Regions from separate parts of the Mus musculus genome. Here all the other regions are linked to region 3. A link is a loop called in an ENCODE intact Hi-C map of the cell type or tissue named here. Cell type or tissue: left cerebral cortex. All regions are shown on one strand.

Region 1 (8,000 bases), 130 kb after region 3:
GGTCCCTCCCTTTGAGTCCTGAGAGTCTCTCCCCTCCCAGGTCTCTGGTGCATTCTGGAGGTTCCCCACCCCCCTGACACCTGCAACCTCCTATCTCCCGAGGTTGCCTGTTTCCATTGTATTTTTCATCCTAATGGCAATTGGGTGCACCAAACTCTGGTGCATCCAACTTCATAAAATAGTACAGCTGGAATTAAAGATAAAGATTAACTCAAACCAATAAGAGGTGCTTTAAACATACTGCTTCATCCAGTAGGCAGAATGAACAGAAAAACCTCAGAACTAAATGACATCTTATATTGAATGGACATAACAGATAACTACAGACTGTTTCCCCGAAGCAGCAAAGAATATCCAGTCTGTTCACCATGGAAATTTCTCTAAAATAGACCACGTATTGGGACACAAAATGAACCTTAACAAATTCATAAAAACGGAAGTGATTCTATGTGTTCTATTAAATCATATGAAGTAGAGTTTAAAACCAACTGTAAACAAATCTACAGCAAGCACATACACTTGATGGGGATTAAAGAACTCATTACTAAATGCTGAATGGGTCAAAGAAGAAGTTGGGAAGAAAGTAAAATAACTTTCTTCAACTAAATGAAAATGAAAACACAACGGAGCAAAACTTCTGGAACGTGATAAAGGTGGTTGTAGAGAGGGGACTTTGTTTCTCCAAGTGGCTGAGGTAAAAGATCAGGAAGAGCATAAATGACCTAATAGTGTAAGTCAAGAATGTGGGAAAACAAGAAAAAAACCAAATTCAAGTCCAATAGACAGCATGAAACAGCAGAAATCAGTGAAACAGAAACAAACAAAAATTCAACATAATGGATCAAAGAGTCTAAAACTGATGTTTTTTTTTTTTTTGAGAATATAAAAAGGTTGGCAGACCCTTGCCTAACCAACCAAAACAAAGAATGACATGGCCCAAATGAACAGAATCAGGAAGGAACAGGAAACATTACAGTAGACACCCTCACCCCCTAGAAAAAATCAGAATAAGAGAATAATTTAAAAACCCATACTTCTTTAAATTGGAAATTCTTAAAGACATGGATGCGTTTTTAATTCACCCAAACAACCAACCAAGAAGAGAAAAATATGTCAAAGAAATTCATAATAAAGGAGGACACTGATTTAGTAATAATAATAATAATAATAATAATAATAATAATAATAATAATAATAATAATAAATCTTCCTATTTAAAAAGCCCAGGCCAGATGGATTCACAGCAGAATTCTACCAGACTTTCAAAGAAAGTCTACAACCAATACTTCTAAATTATTAAAAGTGCCCCCAATTGGAAAGAAAACCACAGCTGTACACAATGCAGAGATCAATGGATTTGGGGGAGCTCAGCCCTAAGAGACATCTTCTACAAAACTCTCACATCTAAGGCGCAGGGATCGCCAGGGAACAAGGGGTAGAATCAGACAGGGCAGCCTAAACCCAACGTGTCAATAGAAATGCTGATGCAGGGTCTGGAAATCTCAATGGGTGCCAACCCCTAGACAAAGAACTACAGGCAGCTCTGGACTTCAGAGGAGTAACAGTCAATTTCCTTGTCCCTCTGAAAGAATCCATTGCAACAAGCCGAATGTAATCAATTATATTTGGACATTTTGTAAAAGTAATGCCTTTAAAAATATATATTAATAATACGTGTATCACAGGAGTAGGACTTCCAGCCAGGAAACACTGGGAGGGAGTTAAAGCAGCAGAAGGCGGCTCTCCCAAGGAAGAGACCCCTGACTGCTTATTTAATACAAAGTGGTCAGCCCTGGAATTCCATGCACATACACAATAGGAACGCCCTCAGGAGATGGTTTTTTATAGATTTGTGCACATATACACATAAATATGTAAAAAGAGAAAAGAGGTCATCAACTTGAGAAGGAGCCAGAGGGGCATGAGGGGGACTGGGGGAGAGGACACAGGAATCGTCAGAAGCAGGAAAGTAAAGGGGGGGGGGAAGTGATGTAATATTTTAATTAAAATATATTAAGAAACATAAGAAAATGGGACTCCTCTTTTTTTTTTTTAATCCGTTGAAGTTCTCAAATACCTTCAGTTTAAAACCACCATTTATTCTGAGATTCTGTTGTGTTGCTATACAACTGATACAGGGATTAGCCATCTTGGAGGCTATTCAGGATGAATTACTCCACCCCATTGTCAACTTTCAACCGCACTTCCCATTCCTGTGGTAAGTCTAGGAAGGTAAACACCAGCTTTGTCATGCCTTAGGGTTCACATTGCTATATGAAAAGGTAGAGGTGTCTGTGCTATGTTGAAGCCCATTAAGATAAAGTTACAACATGTATGTCCAAAGACTGGGATCTAGGTTTTACCACCGACTCTGTGTAGAGATAGATATGACATTTTAAACTACCCAAAATGTGACATGCTATGGTTCACTCCTTTTAAAAATGGACAGCCAGAGCCTGACAAATACAGAGGCAGATGCTCATAGTCAACTGTTGTACTGAGCACGAGGACCCCAATGGAGGAGTGAGAGAAAGGACTGAAGGAGTTGAAGAGGTTTGCAACCCCATGGGAAGAACAACAATATTAACCAATCAGACCTCCCCAGAGGTCCCAGGGACTAAACCACCAACCAAAGGTACACATGGAAGGACCCATGGCTCCAGCTGCATATGCAGCAGGCATCAATAGGAGGAGGGGCCCTTGGTCCTGTGAAGGCTTGATTCCCCAGTGTAGGGGAGTGCCAGGGTGGTGTGGTGGGAGTGGGTGGGAGGGAAGGTATGATGGGGGGTTCTGGAGGGGAATCCGGGAAAGGGGATAACATTTGAAATGTAAATACATAAAATATCCAATAAAAAACAAAACAAAACAAAAAAGAATGGACGGCCCAGATTGTCAGTCACTTTGAGAGAATACCATCCTTCAGGAAAGATGGTTCACTTGAAGCCATGCTAGTGAGATGAGAGGATTAATTAGCCCTCTAAGAAGACTTATCCTTTCAGAAAAGCTCCTTCCCCCACAGATGGTTTAAGAGTCTCTATCAAGTGGTACTCTGGAGACTGCCTGTTCTGAGTTACTCGAAGGAACCCGACCTTTTGCATTTCTCATTCTTTTCAGAAATCATTTATTCTTTCAGATACTAGGCAAAAACCTAAGTATGCTGACGCTGACACTTTGAGCTTCCCCAATTCTTTCCCTGAAACCCATCTCTTAGTGCCACAGTGTGTTTGCTTGATTATCTCCATTGATGAGCCTGCCTGGTTTCTTGGCCCAACTCAAATCGGGCACAACCTCTCTCTTCTACTCCACCTTGTGGTAGCTGCAGAGAGTTACAATCTTCCTGCCCAGTATTTGTCTCCCAAACTTTAAGAGTTGTTCTTCAGCTTTCTTGTGGATCTATTTCCTAACTCTTTTATTCGTGAGGCCAAGAACCAACTGACAAAACTGCAATTTATTTGTTAATCTTAAAATGCGATTTGTTTATATAAGACAATATCATTAGAGCAGTAGAGTCATGATAAGAGATACATTACACTATAAAATTTAATGTTAAATACTTAGATTTAATAAGATTTCCTTCCAAAATATATTCTAAATAAATATGTATTAATAAAACTTTTATTTCATTTATATAATAGTAATAGGAACCATAAAATCCTATAATCTCTTTTCCAAAATATTCTTAGTATAAAACTTAAATGAAAGTTCCTCGTATGGGTAGGCTATATGTAAAATATGTGATGTATATGTTTGCTTGGTCTTTCAAAGCTGTCTTTTTGTGTGATTATGTATTTATACACTGTTTATGTGTGCTTATGTTTCATATATCATTTACTTGGTATCAAATTGGCTCATGAGTAAGTTCTCATATAAAACAGAGCAGTTAAATTAGCCCAGCTTAAGGGGAAAAAAAATTCAGCTTCAACTGCCCTGAAAGGCTAAGTAAGCTTGGCCACATGTCCAGGATGTCAATCGAAGAATACTTGCAAAGTATGAAAAAGGAATATTGAACCAATGTGATCACTTTGGTAAAACAAAGACATGGCTAGTGGCCCTAGATCTTTCTTTGGGGGAAATTAACATGTTTTAAAATTTAAATAACAATTTAAAATTTTTTTCTTAAAAGAAAATATATGTATCTAACCCTGCAGCTCAGCCCAGGATGTTGTCTCCTGGGTCCTCGTCTCAGTTCTGGGTCTGCAGCACGGCCTCTGCTCCGTGAGGGCATACATGAAGGATGATCACTTTCCATGTAAGGCATCGTTTTTCCTATCAGAAAACTTCCTTCATCCAAGATGACCAACTCATTATTGCAAAGATCAAGATGGTAACTTAGAGCTGAACTTAAATGTTTTATATATTTGTTTGAATGCTTTAAAACAAAATATTTTAAGGTTTTAAAAGATATTTTGATACCACTGTCACAACAACACAAGAAAAGTTTTCAAAGTACGTCTTAGAAATAATGTAAGATATAACTTCAAACATTTGAAAAATGGCCGTTTGAAAAAAAGCTTAAAGACATACAGAAGACATCTTAAAACATCTTAAATTTTACAGGTAATCTTAATGTATTATGCCATGATAATATATTTGGAATACTGTTCATCTCCTTAAAACAAAAGGTATTTTAAAGTGCCTGCTGTAATGACTTAAGTCTTTGACAAATAATTATTCAAATTGACTTATTTTCCCATATTATAATTGTTACATGTTTAAAATACCACACACATGTTTTCTATGAAAACATGGTACAGCCTACTGCAGTTTCATCTAAAATTATAATGTTAAAATTTGTTTGCTAGATCTTTTGGAAACAATAACAATAATAATGATAAAAACTATTATGTTTTTAAAAAGGGGATACAAAGGTTATAGTTATGAGATATAATTGTGGCAATAGAAGTTTAAAAAATGCTTTGTGATAAGAAAGAACTTTGTACTGCAAGATAACGATTATTCCAAAATGAAAATGGATGAGAATAATGTAAGATTAAAGTATCTTGTAGAAATATTGTGAAAATAAAGCTTGAACAAAGCGAATATGGTTTAAAAGTTGAGCATCATACAAAGGTTGTTAATTTTTAAGGTCAAATTTTAATATGAGATAAAATCAATGTTTGATTCTGTGTTTGCAGCAGTGAGGTTTTCTTAAGAATTAATCTAATGTTTATATAAAAGACAGGCTTAGAACAACAAGGGCTTTGTTGTATTCTTTTATTAAATGAGACATTCAAAACATTTGATTAGACTTTTACTTTCATATCTTATACTGGGCAAAGCTTCTGCTTGTTAGATAGCCATTGCCTTATGAATATCTTGGACAATTCCTACAACATTAACATAACAATCATGGAACTTGCTTTAGTGCACAAATATTTAATCTGTTTATAAACTTTAGCCTATTAAGCAAATAATACCTATAAAATGTCAAAATTAACTAAAGCTCTAGCTTCTTCCTAAGATTTACCCTTTTTGGTAAACATTCATAATCTCTTTAAAAAACAACTCAGAATTGTTCCTGTCTAAAAGAACTGCAGAGATAATAATAGAGAAGAGATTAATGGAAAGATGATCCAGTGACCTGCCCAACTTGGGATCCGTCTCAAGGGGAGGCTCCAAGGCCTGACACTATCACTGACGTTATGATGTGCTTATAGACAGGAGCCTAGCATGGCTGCCCTTCAAGAGGCCCAACAAGAAGCTGACTGAGACAGTAGCAGATACTTACACCCAGCCATTGGACTGGAGTCAGGGTCCCCTATGGTTGAATTAGGGAAAGGCTAGAAGAAGCTGAGAAGAATGGCAACCCCACAGGAAGACCAGCAGTCTCGACGAACTGGGACCCCTGAGATCTCTCAGACACTGAGCCAGCAACCAGGCAGCATACAGGAGCTGGTCTGAGGCCCCTGACCTATACAGCAGAGGACTGCCAGGCCTGGGATCAGTGGAAGAAGATCCACCTAACCTTTAAGAGACTTGAGGCCCCAGGGAGTGGGAGACCTGGAGGTAGTGGGAGGGAGGGCATCCTCTTGGAGACAGGGAGAAGGAGGAATGGGATGAGGAACTATGGGAGGGCAGACCAGGAGAGGGGCAATGACTAGATTGTATGAAAATAGAAGTAAAAAAAATTAAAAATCACATTTTAAAGAAAAACACTATTATAAAGGATTTTAAAATCTATTTTAACTGTCATAACTAAAAATTCGAAATTACTTAAAAATATTTTCTAAATAAAGGACAAAGAAAACCAGATGGTTTCATCAATTGAAAGAAAAAGGCATTGCCTCAGAATCTGGAGGAAAAAAAGATTCTCTCTGTATATTCTTACTTACTCTTTCTTACTCACTTGTGCACCTAAACCCAAGGAAGTGAACTTTTAAATTCACATTTCTCACCTCAGACCTGCCACCTTCAATTGAAAATTGATATTGGAAAATATTCATCTTCAAAAACACTGATAATCAAACATTCCAAGTTAGTAAAATATTCTCCTAATTTATGCTTCTTAAGTCTTTTATAATTAGATGGCTTTAAAACTGGTTATTGCCTTAGTCACAGTTTCTATTGCTGCAACAAAACACCATGCCCACAAAGCAAGTTGGGGAGAAAAGTATTTATTTAGCTTACACTTTCATATCCTTGTCCATCACCGAGGGAAGTTAGGACAGGAACTAAATCAGGGCAGGAACGTGGAAGCAGGAACTGATGTATAGGTCATGGAGGGGTGCTGCTTACTGACTTGCTTCACATAGTTTGCCCAGACTGCTTTCTTGTAGAACCCAGGACTACCAGCCCAGAGATGGAACAACCCACAGTGGGCGGGGCCCTCCAGCACTGACCACTAGTTAAGAGGGAACAACCCACAGTGGGTGGGGCCTCTAGCACTGACCACTAGTTAAGAGGGAACAACCCACAGTGGGCGGGGCCCTCCAGCACTGACCACTAGTTAAGAGGGAACAACCCACAGTGGGCAGGGCCCTCCAGCACTGACCACTAATTAAGAAGATGCTTTACAGATGGATCTCAGGAGGACATTTCTGTAATTGAGGCTCCTTCTTCTCTGCTGATTCTAACTTGTGTCAAGTGGACACAAAAAATGAGCCAGTATAGTTATGTATGATATTTAGCATTTTATTTAGTCTATTACCTAAGTTATAAAGTAATGGTAATCTAGGTTTTAATAAAGTTATGATGAGTATATTATGTCCTTAATCACACACACACACACACACACACACACACACACACACACACACACACTGTGTTGGTAGGATTGTTTTCTTACCCAGAACCCCTGTCTTATTCCAAACTAGTTTTCAAATGAATCAGAGTCAGTATCTTTGTAAAAACTTTTTTTCACCTTACTCAGTATAATATGAATAAAAGAAATTTAGTTTTTAAATTGACAAAACTTAAATCTTCAAAAAAACCTCCCTCCATTTTGGTGATAGCTATATTTTTGAAATAGAAATAGTTTTTTCAATTAATAAAAAGAAAAAAAGTATTAACTAGGTCCAATCAATTAGGTTACTTTGTTTCTGTTAATATTAAAATAGTAATGATATTTAATACACTAAATTAACAATGTTTAATACAATAAATTAAACACTGTAAAAGGCTCTAAAACATGTTCATATGCTTAAAAAGGTAACTTTAATTCCATCTGAAACTCAAATTACTTCTTATCCTAATTGTACAAAAGAGATGAATCATCTCGAATAACAACATTCATGAAACATCATACTACATTTCTGATGTTTCTAGATAAAATGAACATCTAAGGTATCCTATAGTATAATTAATGAAAGTTTCAAAAAATAATTAAGCAATATATGTATTTTACTAATAAAACTTAAATGGACAATACTACAGTGATTAATTCTATTTACATTTCTAAGCATTAAAATAAGAAGTAAGATTTGGTTATGTCTACAAGGATCATTAAGTTCTGATTTCTAACAATTCTGATCTTTTGTTTCTGTTACTGCTATTAATATTTG
Region 2 (8,000 bases), 380 kb after region 3:
CAGCTGAACATTTAAAACCTTTAATGAAATGAAATGTTTAGGATTTTCTCTCCTATCTTCTCATGATTCCTGTAATCAAGCTTCATTTTCAATTCAGACTTCTCCACCACTACACAGAATGCAATAGGAAACAATAACTTTCAATGTTGTGTGAAAATGCTATATTTGGAGTTCAGATTCAATGATTCTGAGAGTGACTTGGTTCTGGACACGTGTCATCACGCTCAAAGGCTCTTTCTGTGAGTGTGGTGATGGTGAGCATCAAACCCAAAACACGTGGATTGTTTGCTGTGTGCCTTTACACTTCCGAAGAACTTCGCCCCCTTGCACGTCACCTTCATGCCAGCAGACTTCTGTACATTCCCAAGTTATCTCGGACTTGGCATAAATAAAAAGAAAATACAGCCTATGCATGTAAAATATGCTTAAGGTCAATTAAAGGCATGACATCATATTTACATATCACAAAATACATGCTATATATGCATGTATATTATTTATGCATGCATATTATATCATATAATAACAAATGTGCGATGTCACACAGCATGAGTAAGATAGTAACTGGACTTGTGGTCTTGACATTTCTATTTTTATGGTTAGTACAAAGTAACTGAAATTTTAATGCTACTTTAATATAAGAAGGGTCTTAATAATAAATTCACTTTGTATTTATATATTAAATTATTTTTCTAAAAGGTCTGCACTAATATGTACAGTGGAATTGATTTGCTATAAATTTTAATATGACAAATTATCTTTTGACACAGCATATTACCAACACATTGAACTGCATTCTTTTCTATGTAGGAGAACAGTAGTTAAAAGAAAAGATATTGCCTTTTTCTTTTATGGAATACGAAGAAACTGGGGGCTGTTGATTATTTTAAAAATAATAAGAACCTTCAAATTCTCTATATGAGACTGTGTTATGGACTTTACATTAACCACAAGGTGTTTCTAATCTTTTAATTCTCTACATTTTCCCTGGTTTCATCCCTATATTTCAATTAATAATGACTATGAACGCAGTACCATATTTGGAGACTTCCAAAACACTCATTAGTATCTTAGTGCAAATTATACTTTAGAAGAAACTTTTGAAACTTTAAAATATATGTAATATATATGACTGTGTCAATGTTACATATGTGGAACTATATATTACATATGTATATACCATAGCACATATTGAATAAGAGTTAACTATTATATTATGAATATATATTTGACACTTCATCTCCTAGAAGTAAACAGTGATAAAATAGCAAAACTCCCCAGTTCAATATTAAAGAGCATTTCAATTTGCTTGTCTATAATCAATCTTTAAGTTTTAAATAATCCTGTCAGTGGATTAGAAGCAGACACTCCTAAGAAATACAGAATCATATGGAATGTGCACATCTACAAATACCCACAAATATTATTAAAATCCTGCTTATTTTTTAAAATCAAAGATTTTAGTGACTGTAATTATTGAAGCTCATCTCATTATGAAGTAGGACAACATAACAAAGAACACATCTCATTTAAAAGAGTTTCAATATAAAAAAACTCTCTCTAACTTGAGGCCACACATAGCTTATTTTTTTTCCCTGTGTACACAGAAACAACGTCGTGTGTGTGTGTGTGTGTGTGTGTGTGTGTGTGTGTGTGTGTGTGTATGTGTGTTTAATAGGATGCTGTTTATTCCACTATCTCTTACCACTCTGTCTCTTTGGATAACAATCACAGGACCCAGATGCTAAGGGTAAGGGATATTCTCCCACAAGCAGCTTCTGGCTCCTTGGCAGACGTGGTAGGCAGTTGTGTTGGCAGCCACAGACCTGCCTCTGGCTGTCTTCTGAGCTTTTGCTGCTGAAGGGGTGGTTGGCTTGCCCTGTCCTCCTGGATACTATTTCCCTTGACAGCCTTCGGTTTTGTGAAGCTTTATTCTATACAAATCCCTCCTGCAATCTCTGGATGAACTCTCTAAGGGCCGAAATGGAGCTGTTCTTTACAGTCGTGTTTAATGATCAGTTGAATTGCCAGGTCAGGTTCTCAGGAAAACCAAACCAAACCAAAACTTTTCTATTCCCTAGAACTACCGTATTTCTTTGTTTTACCCTCTACACAGTGTGTATCCACTAGGTTTCTAGGATGCCGGCCAAGTGATTTTGTATACCGGTGTGAGTTTTAAAGCATTCTTTGCTTCCCTGTACTCTTTTTCACGATCAATTTTCTACAAAATTTTCTCTGATTAAAACTATAAGGAAGGAAACTTGTGATTTTGATAGTTGACTGAGAAGCAATGTGATGAAATAAAAGTTGTGAAACGGAAGCGGAAGTGCTCCCTTACTCCCCGCATGTTTGTAATCTGAATGACATTTTAGAGCATATGCCTACATTGTACAAACAAAAGCACACAGCAGAAACAAAGCAGGTTTCAAAGGCACCAATATAACTGCCTACCCAATAATTTATAAGACATTTTCACACTTCCTCACAATAATTCACAAGTACCATCATCAATGTGTATCAGAGAGTCAGTGATTCATTGGCTCACTTATAGCTGAACATACCCACCAAGTCAAAACAGCACTGTACTTTAGTGTATTTTCTTTATACACAAAAACATTTTTAAGTTTTCTAAAAGAAATATCAGGCCTATTTTGCACTAAAAATGTCTAACTTAATAAATGAAGTCTCCATTGAAATCAATTGTTTTTTTATTGTTCATTTTTCCCCATGGGATTAAAGTCTCCAAGTTATCAATGTTTTCGATTAACAATCGAACTGCTAGACAAAAGAAGAAAATCCCAATTGAATGTGAGATTTCAGACATCTGAAGTTTATAATAGTCCTTGTATGCTTCATGAGAAATCCAGAGTTGTCTGATATATACAGCAATCTTATACATTTAAAACAAATATCGGAAGTAACTTCACTCGAGCTTCAAGGAGAAGTAAGAGGTCTACCGTGCTTGCTTAGCTATATTCATCTTTCAATAACGTTTTAAATATTGACTCCTTTGTGACTTCAAGTATGTCCTTATCCCGTACACTGTTCTATCAACCCTGTATTCGGTGTAGAAATGACCACATTTCAGTGTGCTTCCGAGTTTGCTGTTTTGTGAAACTATCCACATGCAGGAAGTGCATTCTTAGCTATATCAGCCTAAAATTTCAAAGACTGTTGACTCTTAGGCTGCTACAAAAATAAATATATAAACTTATTTTTGTTTCTCTATCAATCTTGCTATTTCTTCAACATATAACCCTTCACAAACACTTATAGAAATAAAAAATGTTAAATATTTAATGAAATATTTTGACTCCTCACCTTGTTCTAACTTGCTTCTCATTTTCTGTACTGTGTAAGAGCTCCAAAGACTTTAAGTATATATGTCGGTATGAATTTAGAACATACTTCATATGGGTTTCTTTTCCTTCTCTGAATTAAATAGTTACACTATTACCCCAAAACTGAGCTTAAGAAATAACTATACAGAAATTTTATTTACATCAGCAGAATTGCAAGTAACACTCTCCAAAATAATAAAGCAAAATGCAAACAAAAACTATTTTTGATTCCTCCTTCTACCAGTAGGTGTCACAATTGGGACTAGAAGGTGGTGAGCTCAGTACAGAATTCACGGCAAAGATCATGCCTTGCCTTTGTAATGCAGAAGGTAGTTTACTAAGAAGGCTCTTCCAAACAGTCCGTGAATATACCCAAATAAATGTGAAGCCATTTGAAATGTAAAAACTCTTCCAAAAACATGTTGGTCAATTCAACGAGGGCAACAAAACTAATTCTCGGAAGTCTTGAAGGACATTGTAGAAGTAAATAAGTAGTGTCCTGGTATGATCAGATTTTAAATAATATTTAAGATGAAATGTAAATATCAAAAATCAAGAGGAGAGCTGCAGCTTTGAATTTTGAAAAAAAAAAAAAAAAAAAACCTCAAGGGTAAGCACTAGCCTTTACCCCACAGTCGACATTTCAATAACACTTGGAAAGCCAGGTCATATTTTTAAAATAAACCTGAAAAAGCTAGCATATTTCCCATGTAGAAACAGAATAAATATTCTTATTCTAGGAAATGCTGAATAATTTAAAAAGTCTGGTTTAAAAGTCTGACTTTTTGCCTCCAAGGGTTACTTTAAAATTTGCGAAGCCAATTTTAACTTAATGTGCTTCAGTGATATGTGAATGTTAAATCACAGTTATTACATATTATTATAGAATGGCTATAAACTTTTAAGTTTTTCCAGAAATAATTTCAAATATGTTTACTTCATCTGAAGACTTTTCAGTCCCTTTGTTAATGTAAAGAATATGTAGGTAGTTGTGAAAAAAAGTATATTTTTCCACACTTAAATATAAGAAAAAATGTTTCCTATTAAAATTGTTTTAAAATCGACATTTGTGTGGGAGACTTACCTAAGGAACCGTAACTACAATAACCTGTTATCTCATTGTTGATTCGTGATATCTCAAGCTATCCAAGCAGCTCATCTGTCCAACCAGAGCTTTCTAGAGTTTTTATTACATGAGAGAAAGCATTCAGACACTGCAAACATGAGAATGCTATCATTTGCTATGTTGTACACTGTGTTTAATGATGATCCAGCTTATGTGAAACTTCCCAATAGAAGCGGAAAGTCACACTCCTCTTGCTTTTACCCGGGGAAGCTCCACTAGATCAGCTGCACAGAGAGGAACTCACCAGTAGAGGCCTCTCTAGATTTAACTTCCAATTGAGAACTCAGATTGTTCCTTCAATTCACTGTCGTTAACACAACTACTTGAAAAGGCTCTTGTTGCATAGGAAAAAAGATCACTCTTTAATGCCCTTTTAAGTTCCATGATGTTGATTAATGTTGCCCTTTACATTAATGATGTTTCAAGGAAAAGAAAACAAATTTAAAATGGATAAATTCTATTGAGGATGCATTAATTAGACAGAGAGTTTGCCATATGCTATGGCTGGAGGGCTTGCTGGCCTTTCTCTTGTAGTTACCTGTGTAAAACCCACCCTATCCTCTACATGAATGCCCAAGCTGAATAGCCATTTGAATGAAGGCTTTAGTTTGATTCGCCATACAAGGGGTACTGTGTCACTGTGTTTTCTTTCTAGGAGTCACTAAGTGATTTCTATATCTGTTGTCATGGTGATATGGCAAAGCAGGGGAAAATGGGGGCAACTTCAGGCTTTCTCCTCACCCTCGCCACTGAGATGTTGTTAGCAAGCCTATAAAACATTGGGCTTTATCTGGGGCTTCTTTTTGTTCTCTGATTGTCAATAAAACTCATTTTAAGGGTAACAAGGACATCTAAATGTCATCTGTCACAGTGTTAGAGAGATTAAGTTTGTTTAGGGACTTGTGTGGGACAAAGGCCACTATTTGTTCCATGGATACAAAGCAGTGTTGGCTATCACCACTCTTGATTTAGAAGGCGGCCCAGAGACTATCGAGGAAATATCATCTCTGTTCCAGGTGACAGGGAGACCCTTTTGACTTGATAGCATCACAATGCAAGAACAACAACCACACAAACATAGATTACCATTTTGAATGAAAATCAGTAATTCCAATACTCTGTTCCAGAGGCCCAACCACAAGTCTCCCTCCTCCCCCACCCCAGAGAAGGGGAAAGAAAGCAGTGAGGACCACAGACCTGTCTTAAAGCATGACGTACGCATGATGGCCCTGAATGAATGATAAAAGAGTGGAGAGAGAGGATTTGCAAGTACAGTCCAACAATAATGTGCATTCAGTAATTCAGCATCTGCTCAGTAATGAGGCTAAATGGAACATACAGATTAATGAAGACATTGGTATTATTAAAATCAAATCCTGTGGTTCATATGCTTTTCTTAATAATGAACACTGTGGCTATTGGAGAGGAAGAACAGGATTTTTTCTATTAATTTGGCACACATCCCAGATCTCATTCAACCAGAACCTATCCCTGCAAAACGCAGCCCATGGCCTTATAGATCTCAGTCTTTCTATTCAATGTGTGCTAATCTGAGAGAAAAATATTTTTCCCTTCTTAAAATGTCTTCAAAAAAAACGTGAACCTGAGGCCTAAGTAATAACTGATTAATATTAGAACTAAGAAAATTCTTCTAACATTCAGAGAGATGGGCAAGTATATAAAATGACAAGAATATAATGGAAGGCTCACATCACATCTGCCTGCACTATGTAAATTGATGCAGCTCCCTTGGGGTTTTTAGAGTCTTCTTACATCAGCACATCCCCAACACATTTTATAGGAAATATTTATGCCAGGGAAGATAACTATCCTAAAACTTAGGTGAAATGTAAATGTTTATAAGGTATCTCGTCCTGTTCATAATACTATTTATTAAATATGAACAGAAGCAGAATACCAGGTTGTGCTTTTCTCCCGCTTCTCTCTGAACCCAACCCCACATACTACACATACTATGTACTCAAATACATCACATGGACCACAGTCCACATTTGGAAAGATAATGATAAACTCCCTGATGACTACGGTTCTATGGAGAAAGAGTAATAGACAGAGAGGTAGAAATAGAGATAGACTTATGTGGAAATACAGCAGTCCAGTTTAAGGACAGAGTATACATTAAAAATATATTTAAGAAAGGCAATGTTTGTTTATTTGTGTATGTGCAAGTGTGTATATGTGTATATATGTATATACTTGAGTGCCCTTAATTCATTCTTTCCAAGTATTATTTGAAAATATCGTATAAATTATCATGAAAAATTTCTCATTATACAACAGTCAATTCTAGCAACTCTCACTATATATATCATTTTATTAGGTAACTAAACTAAAAGTTAAAGACTAACATCTACATCTGGAGCTTGTAAAGCAAAAATTCTGCAAGTTATCCTACCCACGGCTATGGATGCCTGTGATACCAAACATGTAAGAACTAGGAAGAACTACAGCTGGATTCCTTTTCAGAAAGACTCCTGGAGCAAATTATCTTGAACCCAGTGCGATTCCTTTTAAATTAAAAGACTTATTCTGCACAAACTAATAAAAACAAATACAGTATTGAGATACGGTTACAGTCATATTATGGGCCTAGATGACTTTTGTTTAGCATCTTAATAGCTCACTCAATTGTTATTCATTCAGCCACACACAGGACACCAGGGTGTTACGGAGGACAATACTCTTGGGGCATTTTGAGTTCAATTTGTGTTTCCCTACTTATGCAGAACATGTGTTGGCATCAGCTATGGTTAACACAGGGGAATTGCAATATACGATGAAGTTTTATCACATTGTTCCGAGATAATATTTTCTTTTCAAAACACAGTCTTGACAACAGCTGAAGAAGAGGTTTGCAGTACTGCTCTCAAGCATGAGAGATACATGTTTTCCTCTTAGTTTTAAACATATTTATTGTAGTTTTCCAGATAAGGAGGTACATGGAAGGGCTAAGATGCAAATTTCTAACAAAAGTACATTAACTTTTGAAAAGTAACACTGTCATTCATGATTGTAGCTGTAAATGAAGTCTCAAAATAGATCAGTTAGTATACTGAAAGTGACACACAAAGTGTGGACATGGACACACGTGGAATTTCCTAGGTGGAGAGTACTTTCCTTTCAAAGGATATCTTGTTATGCTAGATTTTTTCTAGCCTCAGAGTCAGGGTGTTTCTAATGAGAAAAGCAGAAGGAAATGGAAACTCAGGATTTATTCCTTTTACTGTGTTTCTCCTGAGATAAGAGTCGTCACAATGTCTCAGAACAGTTTTGCAGTTCAGATAGTGATTTCATTTTTCTGGACTTGGGTCATTGAGGCCCCATGCAATCTAAAGTGCAGCTGGCAAATTCATAGTAAGGTTTTAATTTTAAAATATCCACTGCCTTGAAAAAAAATATATCCGAACAGAATTGACAACATTTAAAAGATACAGTGTAAAAGAGAAAAAGAACCAGTTGAAATAAAATGCATTTCCAAATATCCATCAAACTTGCTCTTTTTAGGATGAATG
Region 3 (8,000 bases):
ACATTCACCTTTGTAGCTTTGAGGTACAATATAAGGAATCTACACCTGCCTTCTGTGAAGAGGTAACCATGAAGGCTGGTGTTCCATACAGCATTGGGGAACCTAGTGTACTTATGTGTGAACGAGGAAACCTTTGAGCTGAGGCCACCCTCCCACCCTCCTATCCTTCCAACTGATGACCTGGGTTCAGGAGAAAATTTGCTCCACTATGATCTGCTCCTGCCGAAACTTAACTCCACAAATGTAATGAATTGGTCCAACATGTAGGAAGATCCAGACCTACATGTGATTCAGGAGAGCCTAAGAGAGGGAAGGTGTTTGGAATCCATACCGGACCACTTTGACCCTTTGCTGAGAACAACTTTGGGCTATAATGCATATCCTTATTTTATGAGCTATAATGTATATCCTTAATTTAGAAAGATGCTATAGTTTATCTTTTCTACCCTTAGATAAACGGTATATTTTAAAATACTGTGATGAAACCCAATGTGTCTTCTTCCTGTCTTTTTAGTCTTCTCTAGGCTTAGCAGTTTGATCTATAGAACAATAAATTGACAGGAAGGAAAGGCGTACCACTATATTTATTTTTAACTTGCATACAAAGATGAGAGAAAAAAGTTAGTGCTTCCAAAAGTCGTGACAGTTGAGAATGTATACTTAATTGGAGAACCCTGATAAGACTGTAAATAATTTTAATGGAAGTTATATGGGCCCATAGAAGAGACTAGATATACTAGTTTGTCACAGTCTTGTCCACTTACACTGTCTGCTCTTGATTAGAATCTGTCTTCCCTATTGAAGAAATTCCTTCAGAAAGAGTTTATGACAATTGAGTTGGTTTTCTAGCATGTATCTTTAGATTTTGTAGTGACTTGACACAATCACATACCTATGTCACCTCTCTCTCTCTATATATATATATCTATTTATATGTATATGTATATACATATATATATCTCCTTTATTTTTCCGATTTTTTTTCAATGCTGTGATCACTATGTTGTCTATGTTTTCAATCATAGTGGCTACTGGTTTTACCCATTTTTGCACAATTACAAAGGAACATGAGCAACAACAATTTTGAAATGCATTACAATGCCAAGGTTTATATGCTCTCATTAAGCATTAATTGGTAGTTGATGGGTATTGCTATTTTTATCACCATTAGTTCATAGCAGTATAATTAGTAATGCAAAGTACAGGAACCACATTAATAGCGTTACTAATTGTAAGTCTGGAGATAGAAACACAACATGACTGGTTAATTTCTAGGCAATATCTCATGATAATTAGCTAAAAGAATTTGTGTTGAACTAGAAAAGTAAACAGTTTAAACTTTTCCTACAGTTTTCCTGTGTGTGTATGTATGATTTATAACAACATTCTTTAATGTATGGATTATGTTATATCATCTGAGATTAACATTTTTTTCTTTTACATCTCATAAGACTGTATGGTAAATAATGGTTCATTTATCTTTCAGGAAAAATGCAGTCACTTTAAAATAAATTTTATCATTCTATTTCCAAATTTCTGAAAGAAAATATCTGATCTTCTGTATTGCTTTTATTATACTGTAATTGGTTCTTGATGTTTTATAAGCAACCTCTTGAGCATCTTTTAGAAGACTACTGCCATTTTAAATTTATTTGCAACAATTTGGCTAGTTAAAAAATCTGTTTGAATAAAGTATTATAATAAGAAATTAAGGATAAATGTTCTCAAACTGTAATAATGTGGGCACTCTGTATATTATATTCATGTTTGATGAGCTAATTGCTTTTGCAGGTGCATTATATGACTGCTAACAGTCTATAGAAAAACATGGAAGGACGGTTTTATTGTCTCATGGATCTACTAAAGGGCAGGCTTTAAATTGTAACTTGCTCCGGGGTACTGGTTAGTTCATAATGTTGTTCACCTATAGGATTGCAGATCCCTTTAGCTCCTTGGGTACTTTCTCTAGCTCCTCCATTGGGGGCGCTGTGCTCCATCCAATAGCTGACTGTGAGCATCCACTTCTGTGTTTGCTAGGTCCCAGCATAGTCTCACAAGAGAGAGCTATATCTGGGTAGCTTGACTCTAGCTGCATATGTATCAAAAGATGGCCTAGTCGGCCATCACTGGAAAGAGAGGCCCATTGGACACACAAACTTTATATGTCCCAGTACAGGAGAATGCCAGGGCCAAAAAAAATGGGAATGGGTGGGTAGGGAAGTGGGGGGGGGTATGGGGGACTTTTGGGAGCATTGGAAATGTAATTGAGGAAAATACGTAATAAAAAATATTAAAAATTAAAAAAATTGTAACTTGCTGAAATTTTCTTTCTTTGGTGAAGTACACGTTAAGTAAATTAGGAACAATAAGACAATATATAAATTTTGAGTTTGTTATATAAGAAATCACAAAATAAATTTAATACTATATCCACCTCCCTAGTAGTTTTTATTTAGTTGTGAAGCTCTTCAGGGACGAAACTGAAACAGTGGCACTTCAGGCATGTATTTAGGTTTGCTTCTGAGTTTTTAGTGAACTAGATTACATTTGAAAAACACTAATTTTTCCCTCTTGACTTGGGTTTACTTATTCTTTTCACACCTGATGGGCACCATATGTGTTTTTCTCCATTATTTTTAAGGAAGCTATAAGACTGGCGATTTTATCATGTTGGAAAGTCAATGTATTTTATGACTTAACGATTTGGCAAATTCAGGAAAATGAGTTGAACTCGATTAGAACATCAGTGTACATCTCACGGCTCTCGTATGTGGTGCAGCAGTTAAAGAGAAGAAGGACGACATGCTAACAATCCCGACTGTGTGTATTTTCCCCATTGGCGTGCGGATTTTGTGAGTACCAGCTTTCCCACTCTTCCTTGAGCTTTCAATTCTTAACAAGATGCACGTTAACCTGTGAAAATGTGCCCTGCTAATATTTACTTCTGATTAGTTAATGATTACATCATGTCTATGGGCAGGTGATGCCTTAGCTGATTAGAGTCTTCCGTTATCTTTAAAAGTTCCACGTAGAAGCAGTGGTAGTATCGTAGCCAATGAGGTTTATTTGAGGCGCGATTTTATTGATAATTGAAAACTTTCCCCAAAAGTTACATGTATAAATAATAGGAGCCAAAAGCACGTGGTGAATATTTTTGATACTATTAACCTACTAATGTATGGTATGCTTAAAGAAGTGGCGTGGGCAAGGTGTTTGTTGCATTGTGGGTAAGATTTGCTTTGATGGGCAGTTTAATTATAAGACGTTAATATCTGACTTAATCCAGCACTATTTCTCAAAAACCAAAATCAAAACCAAAACCAGAATATGAAGGTGACTCTTGTTTAACCAAACAAGCAGAAAGAATCAATTATTTTATCCATTATTTTTGATGGCTAACATTAGCAGAAAAAGTGTCAACGGTTTCAGTATTTTTTTTTTTAAAAGTGGGTGGTAATAATTAACCACAACTAATTATCATTGATCCGAGAAACACTGGGCCATAAAATGATATACTATTTAGAATGTTGGCAGCCATGAACAGTGTACAGAGGCAGATACATGTGAGGCTGCAGAGTTCTGCCTTGGCTTCGAGGCCTGTATCCTGTTCTCGCAGACCTTTTAGTTACCTGCCAGCAGATGTCCCTATAAGGCAAGAGTATCTTACAGTTAGGCTTGCTGAGTATGAAAATCAGAATCTGAACCACTCATCCTATTTCCAAACATTAATGGGGTTAAATTCACCGTGCACTTGAAAATGGTTCCTGAGGTTGATAACATGCAGTGTACTAGAAGAGTGTATTTTGTTTACTTCTGAAAACAAAATAGAACAACATTCTTTTTCAATTTAACTTTTCTACATTCATCAGCAATAGCCCTCTAAAATAAAATTCTCATGTGGGTGTGCATTATCAGTTTTTTTTTCTAAAATTTTTTTAGTTTCTTAAGAATTTCACAAAATACATTTCGATCATAATAGCTCCCTCCCCCAGCTCCTGCCAGATCCAACCCCATTTGTCTATACGTCCAACTTTGTGTCCTCTTTTTATCCCATTTTCTTTTTTATTTATCCATCTTTTACAGTATTAGGAATTAAACTTAAGGGCCCTTTTTATGCTTTAAGTAAGTTCTCTACCACTGAGCCAAATCCTACCTGCACCCCACCCTTAAAAATTCATGAAGTACAGTTTGTGCTGTTCATAAATTCTTGGATGTGTGGTCCTTACTGGAGTCCCACTTAGGAGTTGCCTCTTTAAAGAAAAAGTTCTTTCTTTCTTCCAGAAGTTATCAACATCTAGTAGCCACTTAGATAGAGGTGGGATTTTGTGCCCTTCCCCTCTCCATGTTGGAGTTAGGGCTGGACTAAGCCTGCACAGTTCTTGTGCATACATCACTATGAATTCATAATGAAATTAATTAATTTCACTTTTTCACTTGGCTCACAGGCACTCCTGATACCCCACATTTACTTCTGGTATGCTGCTCTGACATGTTCTTTTAGTCCTTCCTTGCTTCCCTCCTTCTACATCTCTGGAAGGGATACAGGAGAAGATGTAAAGATTCCTGAAGAGTGAGGCTCCAGCCTGTTCTGAGCTTCTGGCTTTTGTAGCAAGAAACCAGTATTGTAATCACAGATGGTTTATGCTAAACAGTCCAACTTTGAAAATAAAGATTGTATTATTCCTCATCAAAGAACTGTTTAGTACTGTTCCTCTCAGGTGAGAGGAACTGCCTCAATGAATGCATAAGAACCAAAGTATTCTGCTCTTTAATTTATTTTAAGCAAACGCAAAGTGTTTCTACTTAAAATAATCTGTAGTCTCTTGGTAGGTTAAACAGGGCTTTGTTTCGTTTTAATTAAAATGGCAAAGCTTTCCACATTCTTATTTAATTTACTCCCCAGAATAACCTGTTAAGTAGGTAGCTTTCAATTCTGCAAATGAGAAGATGTAGGTACAGTGAGGTAAAGAGTAGAGGATAAAGTCATATAGATAGTAATTAAGGAGCCAGGCTTGCATCCTAGGATACTGACATCAGGGACCAATCTCAGATACTCATCTCCTGTATCAAAACACATCAGATTAAAGTTTATAGCAGTGAAATAGAGTTTGCTACACTGGCTGGATCTATAGTATTCAACTGGATCTATATATTCAACTTTACAATGGCAAATTGGTGTGTACCATATATACAGTATTTAACTTAGATGTAGTATACAATGTATTTTTCAGTAACAAAAGCTAACCTCAATGAAAAAGGTTAAGCAAATAATTGTGTGTGTGTGTGTGTGTGTGTGTGTGTGTGTGTGTGTGTGCGTGATTGTTTTTCCTTCTCTTTGGATTGACACTTGTATTCTATTCTGAGAAATTTTCAATGTGTGAAGATTTGATACCTTTGGAAGTATACTTCAAATGTCAGAACAGGCACACAGTTGGGGGAACAACAATTTTTTTTTTAAATAAAAAGTACACTTTCCATTTAAAGTGTCAGAGTTTAGTTAGGGATATATCATAGTGTTGCAACAACAACCATTTCCAATCCCAGCTCTCTATAAAGCTATGTAAAGAAATGCCATTCCATTATGAAGCAATTATTTTGATTATACTATGTTCTCGTGAAACACACAGAACACAAGTAGATGAAACAAGCTTATATGCTAGCAATTCCTGAACGCCTCCTGTCAGTTACTATGAGAAGGCCACCTGCTTAAAAATCCTTAGGGATGATCAGGTTCCACTCATCGGCTCAGCTTACAGCCAATAAATGCAATAATGTATCTGCCACCAGAGAGAAATATTTTGATTAAGGATTCTCAAATCCAGGTATAAACATCCCCCCAAACCTTAAGTTCCTGCTTAGAGATGGTTGCACATCTTTGGGGGACCTAATAATCTTTCCCTTGAGCTATGGGAAAGTTGACCATACTTTTTAAATTATGATAGTGCCTCAGATTTCATTTTATATTTTCAAATAACTAAGGGGACTATAACCATCTCTGTGGCAAGATACACTTGATTCACAAAGTTATTAATGCAAAATACGTTTAATACCTACAATAGGGGAAGTGAAAATTCACATTTTCTTCTGTCTTGGTTCCTTTTCTCTTGTAAATCAAGGAAAGTGTTGCCAGTTGGTAACACAGGTGCTCCATCCCTGTGTTATCACACAGCTAGCCAGAAAAGGGGTTTGATACTGGGGGGTATTGAACAAGGCCTTGCCAAAAACCTTGCTAGTGTATACAATGGTGTCAGCGTTTGGAAGCTGATTCTGGGGTGGATCCCTGGAAATGGCAGTCTCTAGATGGTCCATCCTTTTGTCTCAGCTCCAAACTTTGTCTCTGTAACTCCTTCCATGGGTGTTTTGTTCCCAATTCTAAGGAGGGGCATAGTGTCCACACTTCAGTCTTCATTCTTCTTGAGTTTCATGTGTCTAGCAAATTGTATCTTATATCTTGGGTATCCTAGGTTTTGGGCTAAGATCCACTTATCAGTGAGTACATATAGTGTGAGTTACTTTGTGAATGTGTTACCTCACTCAGGATGATGCCTTCCAGGTCCATCCATTTGCCTAGGAATTTTATAAATTCATTCTTTTTAATAGCTGAGTAGTACTCCATTGTGTACATGTACCACATTTTCTGTATCCATTCCTCTGTTGAGGGGCATCTGGGTTCTTTCCAGCTTCTGGCTATTATAAATAAGGCTGCTATGAACATAGTGGAGTATGTGTCCTTCTTACTGGTTGGGATATCTTCTGGATATATGCCCAGGAGAGGTATTGCTGGATCCCCCGGTAGTACTATGTCCAATTTTCTGAGGAACCGCCAGTCTGATTTCCAGAGTGGTTGTACAAGCCTGCAATCCCACCAACAATGGAGGAGTGTTCCTCTTTCTCCACATCCTCACCAGCATCTGCTGTCACCTGAACTTTTGATCTTAGCTACTCTGACTGGTGTGAGGTGGAATCTCAGGGTTGTTTTGATTTGCATTTCCCTGATGATTAAGGATGTTGAACATTTTTTCAGGTGCTTCTCTGCCATTTGGTATTCCTCAGGTGAGAATTCTTTGTTCAGTTTTGAGCCCCATTTTTTAATGTGGTTGTTTGATTTTTTGAGGTCAACTTTCTTGAGTTCTTTATATATGTTGGATATTAGTCCCCTATCTAATTTAGGATAGGTAAAGATCCTTTCCCAATCTGTTGGTGGTCTTTTTGTCTTATTGACGGTGTCTTTTGCCTTGGAGAAGCTTTGGAGTTTCATGAGGTCCCATTTGTCAATTCTCGATCTTACAGCACAAGCCATTGCTGTTCTATTCAGGAATTTCCCCCCTGTGCCCATATCTTCAAGGCTTTTCCCCACTTTCTCCTCTATAAGTTTCAGTGTCTCTGGTTTTATGTGAAGTTCCTTAATCCACTTAGATTTGACCTTAGTACAAGGAGATAGGTATGGATCGATTCACATTCTTCTACATGATAACAAGCAGTTGTGCCAGCACCATTTGTTGAAAATGCTGTCTTTTTTCCACTGGATGGTTTTAGCTCCTTTGTCGAAGATCAAGTGACCATAGGTGTGTTGGTTCATTTCTGGGTCTTCAATTCTATTCCATTGGTCTACTTGTCTGTCAGTATACAAGTACTATGCAGTTTTTATCACAATTGCTCTGTAGTAAAGCTTTAGGTCAAACATGGTGATTCCACCAGAGGTTCTTTTATCCTTGAGAAGAGTTTTTTGTTATTCCAGTTGAATTTGCAGATTGCTCTTTCTAATTCATTGAAGAATTGAGTTGGAATTTTGGTGGGGATTGCATTCAATCTGTAGATTGCTTTTGGCAAGATAGCCATTTTTACAATGTTGATCCTGCCAATCCATGAGCATGGGAGATCTTTCCATCTTCTGAGATCTTCTTTAATTTCTTTCTTCAGAGATTTGAAGTTTTTATCCTACAGATCTTTCACTTCCTTAGTTAGAGTCATGCCAAGGTATTTTATATTATTTGTGACTA
Region 4 (8,000 bases), 110 kb before region 3:
GGTGCCTATCTCCCAAGGGGGGAGGTGTGGGGTGGGTAAACTGTCTGGAAACAGGCAGCATTTCACTTATGACTTCAGCCTCTGCCCATAGTTCACCCATGGTACTCAGGGCAACTGAGGCCTACCAGTGTCAAGAAGGGCACCCTGTCTCCCATTCCAGTGGAACCAAGAGAAGACACATAAGAATCATGAGGCTGGCAAACTGGAGAAGGCCCTCATGTACACCCCATACCACAAGACCACGTAGAGGCTTCTGTCACAAATGACTACACCTACCTTTTGAGGCAGAATGTAATAAAAATTAGTTTATTTCTTCCTTTACAAGTCTACATTTAACTCAAGGATGAGCAGGGAAGCTGCTGTGATATGAAAGGACAGTCATTTGGCAGTGTGCCCTCAAGTCCCCTAGTTGCCCACAGGAGCAGAGCCTCATACATCGGGCTTGCATCTAGCCTCTGTCTTCGAGGACTTTCCTGACCAGCCACCCACCCAGAGGTCGCTGCATCAGGACACCCACTGTACTGAGGGAGAGGGGTTTGTGCGGTAACATAGTGTGGTAACCTGACTGGGTACTGCCCAGAGTACTTCCTGTATCAACAGACCACAGCTAACAAACACCAGAGAAGTACATGCTGACCAGTGACTGCTGTTCGGGTGTTATCACGGCTAGAAGTAGCCCCTGAGGCTACCTGGGTGAGCAGAGGAGAGGGACAGTCAAGGCTAAGAGGAAAAGGTGGCACAAGAGGGACCTGCAATCTGGGAGGCTCGGGTTGATATAAATACATACAGGGGAGTCGTGCACACAAAATAGAACTTGTTATATAAAAGTTGTACAGGATCTAGAAAAACCTTAATATAAAATAGTCTATAAAAATATAAAATGTAGTGAAAATATAAAAGTGTCAACGGTTGGAATATCGGTAGGTCCCACCAGACGGGGCGCCAAGCGCAGGGTGCTCCTCTACTGTGGCACGTGCATTTGGACCCACACGCTGGAGGCTGTGCTTTGGCTTTCTCAGCCCACGAGGCTCACCAGGCAGGAGCCATGCGTTGCATGCTGGGTAAAGGTTCAGATGAAAAGCAGCACGAGGCAGTCCCTGACATGAGGGGTACCTGCCACGGTGGCTGGGAGAAGTCTGGAACCTCAGGAACACTAGAGGAGGGTAAAGACAGTCTCCGTGATGAGGGAATGGGAGAAGATGGCTCAGTCACCGGAGCCTTGCCTCTGGGACAAGCATCTGCCATTTTGTCCCCAAACTGGAAAGAGGGCAAGCCCTCCTTCTCAGCTCTGAAGCCACTGAGTCATTTATCCAGGGATGAGAGCCTCTAAGTGTGCATTTGTGCATTCCCCTTGGGGCCTCTTGAGACTTTTACCTGAGCACTGATGCTAACTGCTTGAGAAACTAATGCCGTCTCTCAGGGAATGGCAGAACAGGACCCCATGCATATTGGAGATTTTCGTTTCCAATCACTGGGCTGGAACCCAGAGTCCCACACACCAGGCACATGTTCTAAGCCATGTCCCCGGCATCACCAGGTGCTTTAAAGACTCCTCCACCAGCATACAGGACAAAAGCAACCCGCCAGTAAATTTACACCAAATGCACATCTGGACTGGCATCTTCTGGTACGAAACTGACATGGCAACTGAGCCCTGGGGCAACCCTACCCTGCGGCACTTCCTAACAGCTGTCCCCAAGGCTGAGAGCCGGCACTTCCAAGGGGGTGGGGCATCTCCCTGCATTTGGTCTCAGGGAGGCTCTGGAATAGCAGTAAGACCACTGTCCAGCTCCAGACAAGCTTCCTGAAGAAACCAGGCCTCAAACCACCATCCTAAAGACACAAGGATGACATTTTTGATACCTGAAGATAGGCAAAGGCCATTGGCTAAATAGAGAGACCAGCTCCTTTTACATGGTAATAAATGAAGCAACTTTTGGAGAAGTTAAGCATAGTCTAGATACTGAAAAATGGACTCAGCCACTCAAGTGCTAGAAAGCAGACAGCAAAAACAGGAAAATGGGTCATGGAAAAAGCGCTTCTCGAAACTGTCTTGCTCCGCTCCTGAGTCTGAGTGTGTTTACACTAAGGATTGTTTCCAATTTTCCCCCAGGTAGTGTAAAGTAGTCCAAGGCTGTTTCCCTTGTGCTCCCATAATACTGTGTAACATGCTTTCTCATGACAGTCACCCATCAGCGATGCGCTGGGACTGAGCAAAAATAACCTTTCTTGTTCAAACCCTCTCTGGGCTTCAAGAAAGAAGTGTTCCAAGTCCCCAGAGTCTGCTATTCCAGAGGCCATAGTGGCCCCAGATCCCTGTTGAAGACAAGGATAATCCAGGCAACACAGAGACTAGAACTCACCACTCCAGGTGCTTCCAGATGCAGGAAGCTGGCAGTCAGCCCCACTCCAGCTGTCAGGCAGGAGAGATTCTAGAGCCCTGAATCCAGGAGCCCACAAGCCACAGATCTGAGAGTTTCCTATGTTCCCTTATGCAGGGCTGGGTCTACTGCAAGGTCCCTTTGGAACCCCAAGCCAGCCAGAGTTGGAGAATGGTGTCTACAAGTCAGCTCCCAGCTAGAAGAGCTTCCTACAGCAGCTCCTGGAGATGTGTTTAGCCCCACTGCAATCTGGGACAGACAGCTGGCAAAGCAGCTGGCAGTGAGAAGTGTGGGCACTGCTGCAGATCAGGGGGAGTGCTGCAGTCTGAAAGGCTACATAGGAGAGCAAAGGCTAGTCCAGAAGGGACTGCGGCTGGCAGTGCCAAGCCACCAGCAGAGGGCTCCCACGCCAGCCTGGGAGGCCAGTTGTGTGCTTGCTTTTTAAAGAGGTCCCTCTTCTTATGGTGACCTTGTGACCCTGGAAGCAGCCACACTGTGGCGCCCTGCACATTCCTCCACAGTGCTGCCCTTGGGTAAAAGAAAGAGCATAGGGAGATGTGGAACATAGTTTTTGTGGGGCGAAACACGCACACAACTGGCAGATGCTGTAAACAGGCCCTTGGAAACAGTCACCCGGTGAGTCACCAATCAGGCAGCAAGCATATGATGCATGTGACACGGAAATGGCTGTAAAGCCACCTGCCCCCTGCCCCGAAATGGGAGATGAGAAAGTGCAGCTTAGCTCTGGACATCTGCCCAGCAGAAGCCAGAGGCTGTAGATGTTACAATCTGACAGCTGATGTGCAGTGATGTGCCTTTGCTACTTTTGGTTATGAAGGAAGGCAAGAAGAGCAGCATCCTAGGGTGGGGATCCATTCAAGTGTCTTCCTCCTCATCGCTAACTAGCTCGCCTTTGTCAGGGCTAGTGTCCCGCTCACGCAGGAAGTCCTCTCGAATGGCCTCCAGCTCTGTCAGCTCCAGCCGGACCTTCTCCAGGTGGTAGGCTCTCCGGTTCCGGATCTGGCGCAGGGGGAAGGGGTTCAGATCCCCAAAGGAGATGCTGATCAGCTTCCTGGTGGGACAAAGGGCAGAGATGAGCATCAGCAGAGCTCAGGTGAGTGCCCAGAGCACTGCCTAGAGACCAGAGAAGGGAGTAAGGCACATGTACCATGGGATGGGGGAATATCACCCTGGGAACCCAGGCCCAGCTTATGCAGAGAGGCGGAAGGCACAGTGAGCTCAGACTCCATTTTGACCTGATTCTCCATCTGCACCCTGGAAGCGATGGGAGGTGTACTCTATATGGTTTCTACATGTAGTAGGCACTAATAGCCTGGTGTTCACTCAGAGATAGCAGGGGTCAGTGAGTATGATTCTCTGGAAAACTGTCCTGATACCAACGGACTAGGCATGGTGATGGCGTCAGATCCTATCTGCAGTGTGACCTGGGCCAAGATGCACTCTACAGAGGTACACGCAGCATTCAATGCACCAACTGACAACAATGTCTTAGGTTTGTAATACTTCAGCTACTGGACAGTCTGTAATAAAAATAGAGCTAGGGACAGTCGGCACGCCTGGCTTTGCTTTCCAGCACTCACGGGTCAGTTGTACTGGTTCCTTGGTATCACAGAAAGACAGAGCTTCTCTTATGCCAAGGGATAGGTCACTTCCCAACTGATTCTTCCAGGCCTATGGTCTTGCTCCCTGATAGCAGGGGCTCATTCCCTTGTTAGCCACCTGCTGCTCCAAGGCCTGAGCTCCATTTAGCATGGGTGTATAAAGGATATGCACCTTTCTCATCTTTATATTCCAACAGCTTCTCTTGTAAGGAAGTGAAAAGGTGAGACTGGCCTGCCTTCTTTAAAGGCCAAGTTCTCCATGCGTTTGTTCTAGGACAGGCAAGTACTGGAGGTTATGAGAGGCCCGACGAGGCCCAGCTGTGTCTCAGGCCCAGCCTTGTGAGCTAGCTGGGGTATGCCACTGAGACTGGGATCCAGGAGTTTACCACTGTCCTTTCTCTTACATGAGCCACAGGCTCTGTAAGCCAGAAACCTCAGGCCTTGCTCCAAAGTGAAAAAGGGGGTATGGCATTATTCCTTTACTCCTCTAGTTGGAAAGAGCCAACAGCAACATGGCCCGGGCTGCAAAATAGGGGAACCCAGACACTGCCCTTGAATGCCCAGCCTCTCATGGACCCTGCAGCCACCAACCAGTTCAATCTTGCATCGTCCGGTGTCTCCTGAATGCACCTGGCTATGGAAACGCCTGACCACTTTGTAAGACCTGTCTAGTCTGCGGAACTGCCTCACCTCAGACAGCTAGTATGGGCAGCTCCTTAAAATACTGAAACTCTAGTGTGGAGGTGGAACAAAGGCACCAGCAACCTCAGCAACCTCCCAGGAGGTGGGAGGTTGCAGGACAGGGGGAATAGGACCAGGACCTCATGTACATATTGGGAGCTCTTGGTCTGTGGCCTTGACTTTCTAAAGCAAAGGGGAAACTGCATCATGAGCCATTCACCAGGGGGCGCTGTAGGATCAGGCAAGATGGGAGCTGCCTTGTTCTGTCCAATGGTGACAGGAAGTAGAGGAGGAAGATTTATCTCCAGGCAGCCCTGACATCCCCCTTAAGAGTGTCATGGTGAGGCAAATCCATCTCTGGAACCAAAATGCTCTCCACTGTCATGTGGGAATTCATTCAGTTACTCTTAATAATCTTAACCAATGCGACATGAACACAATCCTCACCCTGAACCTTTCACCAGTCTTGCACAGCAAACACTTTCAGATGCCCTTTCTCACTGGGCACAAATCCAGTTAGTCTTAGTTAGGCACTAAGCCTAAAGCCATCTTGAAAATGTACTCCCTACGAGAAAGATCCTAAAAACAGCGACGACCTCCCAGAGACCTGGTATAGCTTCTGCCAACTACTTTCGTTGCCAAGGTCTACCCCAGCTGCTGGAACCAGAGCAGCCACTAATTGTGGCCTAGGGAAAATGGCAGCCCAGACAAGAAATAGCCACGTGGCCCAAGGTGTGTGTGTGTATACATGTGGGGACATGATTCATGACTCCTCTTCAAGCTGGAAACCTAGGGTTCTTTCAATTTCAAAATCCCCAATCTCTTCCATCTGTCCCACTTCTCTCCACCTCTCAGGACACCCCACTCCGGGCCACCACCTTTCCTCCTGGGGACTTTCAACAGTCACCATCTACCCTCCCAGTGGCTGGTCCTGCCTCAATCCTCTTATCTTTCAGTGACATTCTGTTACGATTAGAATGAAGCTAAAATTCCTGAGTACGGCCTAAGGAGCCAGGCTAGGATGTAGCCATGAGCCCCAGCAGCCGGGCACAAACTTGGTGGCCCCTCTCGTTGTTCCCAAACATGTTTCCTCTGAGCACCTCTGTGCCCCAAGGCATCCCTGAGGCACGGCTTGGGCTTCCTCACACTACGTTTGTGGATCAGGAAAGGCATGTTCCCTCTGGAAACCTCAGCGCTCAGGGCTGTCTTTTTATCTACCATCTCACTCCTGTAACACATGGCCCTTCCCATTTCTTTCTCTAGGAAAGAGCACCACGGCACCCTGGACAACCCCGAGTCTGAGGAGCCTGTGGACTCACCTGGCATCGAGGATAGTCCGAGTGAAGTAACGCAGATACTTGAATATGGACATCGAATCTTGCAATTTCAGGATCTCCTCTTCCTTATATTTAAAAAGTGCCAGGGCAAAACGGAAAATAACCTGCAGGAAAGCCAGGGAAACGGTAATTGCACGAGGCTGGGCTTTGAAGTTCTCCCTGGGGCTGGCTAGAGGAAGTATCCTGAGGGCCCTGCCCTTGGGCGGACACCTGAACCGAAGGGTGACTTCCAGGACTGGACAAGGCCCTTAGGTACAATAAAACAAATACTTGTGGTTTCCGACAAGGCAGCCGTGTTCCTAGGAGGTAAGGTGACTGACTGACTTGTGGAATCCTTTCACTTTTGGCTAACTAACCTTTGTAGTCAACAAAGAATACATATCTAGACACCACTTTTACATAAGATCAAAACCTGGGCTTTTTTGACTGAAAATGTGAAACTGCCAACTCCAGAGCCAGGCATAGTCTCGGCTGGTTCTGACCGCCTTTTCAATATGGTGAAATAACAGTGGATTTTGCTGATTTGCTTTTGGGGTACTAAGGGGAAGGCTAGGGGGGTAGTGAACTCCTGGTGATCTTACAAGTTCAGGCAGCTTTGGAACAAACTGCTATTTCCACATCTAAGAGCCCTGAATGGCTACTCTAGCCCACACTGTATGATACTTAGTAAGTGGTATTTATAGGGTTAAATTGTTCATGGTTCTCTTCACCTATGGCCCAATAGGAGCAGCGTTTATGATTCTAGTTGAAAGTTCTTTGTATTAATGACAAATTAGACTATAAAAGTGGCAATGCTTTGTGTTGGACACTGAATCTGCATATGGGGTGACTGCAAAAGGCCCTTTTGAGTGGTCATCTGTTACCTCAATGCTACCCATGGACCAACCTTTGATCCTGCAATGCTGGGCTAAATCTATAATGCACTTGCACACATGCAGAGAGATGAAAAGTCCCATGAGAGCTGGGTGTAGCTTTTTCTGAAGCAGCAAGAGATTGGAAGCAACCAAAGTGGCCACCATCAGGGGCTATGGTGCACGAGGAAACTCCAGTGAGTTACGAAACAGGTTCTCTATGTGCTGACACAGAACTAGTTCCAAGACACAGTAAAGTTAAAAGCAACGCTTAAGAAATATGTGAAGGCTCGATGCCCCAGTGTAGGGGAATGCCAGGGCGGGGAGGCAGGAGTGGTGGGTGGATGGGGAAACACCCTCAAAGAAGCAGGAGGAAGGGGGATGGGCTAGGGGGTTTCTGGACGGGAAACCAGGGAAGGGGATAACATTTGAAATGTAAATAAATAAAGTATCCAATAAAGAAAAAAAGAAACATGAAAGACAACATATAAATTGAGGAGACAGACTGTTTTCCTACTATATTTTCTTAGTTATGTTTAGTTTTTATTTTTACTTAACATTATTTATTTATTTATTTATTTATTTATTATTTAGTGTGTCTATTTGTTCGTTTATAGAGGTCGGAGGGGCTTGCTACGTTGTTCCACCAGCCACTTGTTTGTTTACTTTTGGTGTGCTGTGCTATGGTATAGTGCAGTATTGGGGGGGTGGGCAGCTGGAGGGCAGGGACTGAACCTAGAGGCCTTGTATGAGCACAGCAAGGGCTGGCCCACTCAGCTACTGAGCATCATGCTAGGTTACTCTGTGACAGGCTCTCCCTGGGAGCTACCATGCCTAGCTTCAGGCTGAGGGTCTTCACGGATGAGCATGTGACTGCTGCTTCCCAAGGCCTGCAGGAACCCATCACAGGGAGGTAAGTTTGGTGCTGTGGTAACCTCACAAGCTCCAGGAGAATCAGCCATTCTGCCACTACTGACACAGCCTGTCACAGTCCGACGAGTGCGTATAGCTGCAGAGCCCACTCACCTTTGGTCCCTCATAAAGGAAAGAGTCCCATATTTTAAAGAGGATGTCGCTGACAACGCTGTCCACAAATACCACCAGAAACCAGTTGAAGGTGATGAGGGT

The links. A loop is a pair of places that touch in the nucleus more often than their neighbours do. Peaks named below come from ENCODE experiments on the same cell type or tissue, not always from the same donor. Only the 100,000 strongest peaks of a DNase experiment are listed, where the experiment ranks them.
Region 1: it touches region 3 in a loop (3-fold over the local background); 5 of 42 quality-filtered maps call a loop at or near these places.
Region 2: it touches region 3 in a loop (3-fold over the local background); 2 of 42 quality-filtered maps call a loop at or near these places.
Region 4: it touches region 3 in a loop (6-fold over the local background); 8 of 42 quality-filtered maps call a loop at or near these places.

What each region holds. Positions count from the first base shown.
Region 1 is chr9:90,443,870-90,451,869 of GRCm38, forward strand. No RefSeq gene overlaps it. Among named protein-coding and RNA genes, the nearest start is that of Gm39398, 11 kb to the right of the region's middle. In left cerebral cortex, a CTCF peak has its summit at 3,315 (motif pointing left); a DNase peak (open chromatin) is centred at 3,262.
Region 2 is chr9:90,695,642-90,703,641 of GRCm38, forward strand. The region is part of intron 1 of Gm30905 (a long non-coding RNA gene); the gene reads right to left. Among named protein-coding and RNA genes, the nearest start is that of Gm30905, 5.3 kb to the right of the region's middle. In left cerebral cortex, CTCF peaks have their summits at 3,582 (motif pointing right) and 4,716; DNase peaks (open chromatin) are centred at 3,626 and 4,709.
Region 3 is chr9:90,312,884-90,320,883 of GRCm38, forward strand. It overlaps Gm30849 (a long non-coding RNA gene), which reads left to right and starts at 2,565. Exons shown (of 2, transcript XR_379695.1): 1 at 2,565-2,852; 2 at 4,446-4,756. It also overlaps the pseudogene Gm22717. In left cerebral cortex, CTCF peaks have their summits at 1,953, 3,642 (motif pointing right) and 5,740; a DNase peak (open chromatin) is centred at 3,635.
Region 4 is chr9:90,201,770-90,209,769 of GRCm38, forward strand. It overlaps Tbc1d2b (TBC1 domain family, member 2B), which reads right to left. Exons shown (of 13, transcript NM_194334.2): 11 at 7,899-8,000; 12 at 6,004-6,125; 13 at 278-3,453. The coding sequence ends at 3,258. Among named protein-coding and RNA genes, the nearest start is that of Adamts7, 43 kb to the left of the region's middle. In left cerebral cortex, CTCF peaks have their summits at 2,774 (motif pointing right) and 4,912 (motif pointing right); DNase peaks (open chromatin) are centred at 39, 622, 1,007, 2,777 and 2 more places.